Linked DNA regions of Homo sapiens: region 1 is linked to region 2. Evidence: read pairs that join two places in POLR2A ChIA-PET (ENCODE). Cell type or tissue: HepG2. All regions are shown on one strand. Region 1 holds the start of RAB3D (RAB3D, member RAS oncogene family). Region 2 overlaps DOCK6 (dedicator of cytokinesis 6).

Evidence for each region. Peaks named below come from ENCODE experiments on the same cell type or tissue, not always from the same donor. Only the 100,000 strongest peaks of a DNase experiment are listed, where the experiment ranks them.
Region 1: POLR2A ChIA-PET joins it to region 2 with 5 read pairs; 2 of 35 experiments call an interaction of 5 or more read pairs at or near these places.

Annotation. Positions count from the first base shown.
Region 1 is chr19:11,338,464-11,340,963 of GRCh38, reverse strand. RAB3D (RAB3D, member RAS oncogene family) reads left to right here and starts at 1,307. Exons shown (of 5, transcript NM_004283.4): 1 at 1,307-1,495. RefSeq lists a silencer at 1,265-1,524. In HepG2, no CTCF peak of the experiment used is centred here; a DNase peak (open chromatin) is centred at 1,243; H3K4me3 peaks cover 1,610 bases.
Region 2 is chr19:11,235,907-11,238,406 of GRCh38, reverse strand. DOCK6 (dedicator of cytokinesis 6) reads left to right here. Exons shown (of 48, transcript NM_020812.4): 15 at 103-220; 16 at 292-362; 17 at 628-766; 18 at 850-951; 19 at 1,528-1,614; 20 at 1,830-2,061. Among named protein-coding and RNA genes, the nearest start is that of ANGPTL8, 2.5 kb to the left of the region's middle. RefSeq lists enhancers at 462-1,272, 1,273-2,083. In HepG2, no CTCF peak of the experiment used is centred here; DNase peaks (open chromatin) are centred at 1,286 and 1,526; H3K4me3 peaks cover 1,384 bases.

The DNA.
Region 1 (2,500 bases), 100 kb before region 2:
TTTTTTTGAGACAGAGTCTCACTCCATCGTCTAGGCTGGAGTGCAGTGGCGCGATCTCGGCTCACTGCAACCTCCACCTCCTGGGTTCAAGCGATTCTCCTGCCTCAGCCTCCCAAGTAGTTGGGATTACAGGTGTGCACCACCATGCTCGGCTAATTTTTGTATATTTATTTATTTATTTGAGACAGAGTTTCGCTCTTTTTGCCCAGGCTGGAGTGCAGTGGCGTGATCTCGGCTCACTGCAACCTCCGCCTTCCGGGTTCAAGCAATTCTCCTGCCTCAGCTTCCAGAGTAACTGGGATTACAGGCATGCGTCACCACGCCTGGCTAATTTTGTATTTTTTAGTAGAGACAGGGTTTCTTCACGTTGGCCAGGCTAGTCTCGAACTCCCGACCTCAGGTGATCTGCCCACCTCGGCCTCCCAAAGTGCTGAGATTACAGGTGTGAGCCACCGTGCCCAGCCCCTAATATTTGTATTTTTTTTTTTTTTTTTTTAGTAGAGATGAGGTTTCACCATGTTGGCCAGGCTGGTCTTAAATTCCTGACCTCAAGTGATCCGCCTGCCTTGGCCTCCCAAAGTACTGGGATTACAGGCATAAGCCACCGCGCCCAGCTCTCGTTTATTTTTATTTATTTGAAACAGGGTCTTGCTCTGTTGCCCAGGCTGGAGTGCTGTGGTGCAATCAAGGCTCACTGCAGCCTCGATGTCTCCAGCAATCCTCCTGCCTCAGCCTCCCAAGTAGCTGGGGTTACAGACGCACGCCACCACACCTGGCTAATTTTTGTTATTTTTAGTAGAGATGAGGTCTCCTTACGATGCCCAAGCTGGTCTCAAACTCCTGGCCTCAAGTGATTCTCCTGCCTCGGCCTCCCAAACTGCTGTAATTACAGGCCACCGCGCCTGGCCTAGCCTACTTTAAGGCCGGCACTGCACTTGACAAACACTAACTCAGATCAGAATCCTCCCACAACTCTGTGAGGTTGGGTACTCTCGCTATGAGCTACTTGACGGATGGGGAAACTGAGGCTCAAAGAGGTTAAGTAACGCGTCCAAAGCCACAAGACTAGAAAGTGGTGGAGCTGGGACTCGAACCAGGCCCAAGACTCTATGCTTTTAACAGCCGTGCGTATAGTAGAAGCTCTTTACAAGCAGCTGGGAAAATGAGATGTTGCTTGGCTAGGACGGGCTCTAGACGCTTGGTGCAGCTTCCAGCCCCTCCCACCCGCTCTCTGAAAGCCCCGCCCAAGACTCGGCCCCTCTTCGTCCTCCCCCATCCCCCGCTCCGGGAACGGCCCTTCCTCCGCCTTCTGGGCGGAGCCCGCGCGGGATCCGGGTGGCTGCAGGCTGCTGGCTTCTGCGGCTGCGGGGTCGGGGTCGCGGCCAGGGCCAAGCCGCAGCGAGTTCACAGGCGGAACCCCTGCAGGCGGCGCCCCCTACGCGAGGTCACCCCTGGGAAGGAGCGCAGCCCACCCGGCCCCTCCGCATCCGAGCAGGTCTGTGGGGTACGGGGGTTTGGGAGGAAGGTAGGGGGTCTGGGGAACAAAGGCGGGGCTGCGGGGAACGCCTCTGCCCTCGCCCCCACCCAGCTGGGCACTTGGGAAGCGCTGATGGGGCGCGGGCGGGGCAGAGAGCCCAGCTGGGGACAGGCGTTGGGACCATATGGTGATGGGGGAAACTCCTGAGTCCACCTGCATTGGCTGGGGCGCCCCAAATCTAGTGAAGGGGAACAGAGGCGAGCCCTCCGGGGCCAGGCTTGAGGGAGGGTCGGCAGATGGTTAGAAAGAGGCGGGACCGACTGACACAGGTGAGCTAAGGCTGGGGGAGGTGGGGGCCCCAGCCTTGCGGCCCTGCCCTGCGTGGGGAAAGGTTTCCTGCCTCTTCTCTTCCCCTCCTTAAACTCGTTCTCCTGGAACACGGGGTGGGGCCGGTTGGGTCCTGGTTTAAAATGGAAAAAAGCCCCAAAGGCAGTTGAGAAATAGCTGTGCCAGGGCTGTCTCTGCCTCTGCCCCGCCTGCATCCAGGCCTTCTGCAGCCTCTCCGTGCGGTTCCCGCAGCGGCCATAGACAGCTGGGGAAACTGAGGCCTGGGAGAGGTTATGAGGGTTGAGGGAGCACCTTGGACTCGGATGAAGCAGCATGTTGGAGTGTGGGCAGATTCAAGGAGCCTAGCCGTGGGACAGATTGCCTGGAAAGACCAAGGGTGGGCGGCAGTGGTCGTGGTGGTGGGGTTGTGTTAATTAAGTGGCTGGGATCGTTTCCTTGGGTATAAGGACTCTCACTCCTGCCTCCGTGGACTGGGGCTGGAGTGAGTCAGCCTTGGGCAGAAGGAGACAGGCCTGGCCCCTTTGACAAATAGAAAATAGCAGTACCCATTTAGGGGGTAGAACTGGACTCTAAACCTGGGCCCTGTACATAGAAAACCCCTTCCCCTTGGAACTCAGAGAAGGGGTTGTATTTGGCATGAGTTGGTGGGCGGCAGGCGCCCCAGTGGCTGACACC
Region 2 (2,500 bases):
GGACTGTCTGTGCTCCCAGCCAGCCTTGTCCCATCACCCCAGCCTTGTATGTGCACCTTCAGGGCCCCTGTCCCTCTGACACCCCCATCCTGCCCCCCACAGGAACCTGCTGTACGTGTACCCGCACAGCCTCAACTTCAGCAGCCGCCAGGGCTCCGTGCGCAACCTTGCTGTGCGAGTGCAGTACATGACAGGCGAGGACCCCAGCCAGGCTCTGCCGGTCAGTGGCTGTGCCCCAGGGAAGGGGGGTAGGGCATCCCCCATGGGTCCCTCATGAATCCACTCTCCCAGGTCATCTTTGGCAAGTCCAGCTGCAGTGAATTTACCCGCGAGGCCTTCACACCGGTGGTCTACCATAACAAGTATGTAGGGGGACACGTGAGGAACTTGGGGGCACTCATGGGGGTAGGAGGATGTCCCTTATATATACACATAAGGCAGCATCGATGGGAAGATGGGGGACAGGAAGAAGAGAGGTAGAGGCTCCCAGAGTGCTAATGAGGGAAGCTGAGGCAGACAGCAGAGACAGTGGGGCCTAGCAGCAATAAGGGCGTGGCATGGCAGAGGTGATGGGGCAGACAGTGGGGACCCCAGCCCCCAGCAGATCCCCCAGCCCGATTCTGCCAGGTCCCCCGAGTTCTACGAGGAGTTCAAGCTGCATCTTCCAGCCTGCGTGACAGAGAACCATCACCTGCTGTTCACCTTCTACCATGTCAGCTGCCAGCCCCGGCCGGGCACTGCCCTGGAGACACCCGTGGGCTTTACTGTGAGCCGTCCCCTCCCTCCCTCCCCCTGAGCCCTCCTCGTCCCCCAACCTGGCCGCAGACCTGACCTCCAGCCTCTCCCCAGTGGATCCCACTGCTGCAGCACGGGCGCCTGAGGACCGGCCCCTTCTGTCTCCCAGTGTCTGTGGACCAGCCGCCGCCCAGCTATTCCGTGCTCACACCCGATGTATGTGCCCTGGAGCTCCTGCCTGCCAATGCACTGTCCCCAGAAGCACTCCCGAGTCACCTGCCTTCCTTCCTGTCAATCCTGGGAGGCTTGTTATCCTCTACTGGTGCCTCCAGGGCCCCCGTGTAGCTCATTATTCCCCTATTAATGCCTCTCTGTGTCCTACATGTCCTCCCCAAAGATTCCCATTGCCTCTCTGCTCCATTCCCACTTTAGCCACCCTGACTGCCTTCCTGATCACTGTCCCCTGCCCTCGTAGTACCTTATCATTCCCCATGAATGCACCATTGTTAATGACCCTAGGCCTCAAATCCTCCTATCCTGTTTCCTGACCTACTCAATGAATATTCATTCACCCTGTGTCTCCATTCTCTGCCCCCGTCTTGGCATGTGGATTTCCAGCCTGCCCAGTGGACCCTCTCAGTCTACTGGGACCAGGGCTGGGGGCAGGGTGCTTGGCTGCACCCCCAGACCGGGCTACACTCACGCTGCAGTGTCGCAATGGCTGGGGCCGCTGGGTGACCTGATCAGTCAGGGAGGGCTGACCAGTGCCCACCTGGTGCCTCCCTCCCACAGGTGGCGCTTCCGGGCATGCGCTGGGTGGACGGTCACAAGGGCGTGTTCAGTGTGGAGCTCACAGCCGTGTCCTCTGTGCACCCCCAGGTACGGGGTGGGCCGGGAACCAAGAGTCCCGCCCTGCTCCCCTCTTGCCTGCCCTACGATTGAGTAACAGTTGCCGATGGCCGGGGAGGTCTGGCCTCAGGCCTTGGACGTGACTTTGGTCAGCTGGACCCAGCTTTAAGGGAAGCTGCTGATTCAGGCAGGGGTGGTCTTCATTCCCTGAGGCCCCACCCTGCTCACTCCACATCCCTACCCAGGACCCCTACCTGGACAAATTCTTCACCCTGGTGCACGTCCTGGAGGAGGGAGCCTTCCCATTCCGGCTCAAGGACACTGTGCTGAGCGAGGGCAACGTGGAGCAGGAGCTGCGGGCCAGTCTTGCAGCACTGCGCCTGGCCAGCCCCGAACCCCTTGTGGCCTTCTCCCACCACGTGCTGGACAAGCTCGTGCGTCTGGTCATCAGGCCCCCGATCATCAGTGGCCAGATTGGTAAGCGAATGTGGCCTCAGACCTCAGTTTCCCCATCCACATGGCTTCTCAGTCCTGAGGTCCTGAGGGATCTTCTATAAGCCCATTTACCTCTCTGGCCATTTTTCTCATCTGAAAAATGACCTCCAGTCCCCTGCACCCAGAGAAGGTCTTCTGTGACCCTTTGGCCCGGGTGCAGCGGTTCACGCCTGTCATCCCAGCACTTTGGGAGGCCGAGGCGGGCAGATCACCTGAGGTCGAGAGTTTGAGACCAGCCTGACCAACATGGAGAAACCCCTTCTCTACTAAAAATACAAAATTAGCTGGGCGTGGTGGCGCATGCCTGTAATCCCAGCTACTCGGGAGGCTGAGGCAGGAGAATTGCTTGAACCTGGGAGGCGGAGGTGACAGTGAGCCGAGATCATGCCACTGGACTCCAGCCCGGGCAACAGAGCAAGAC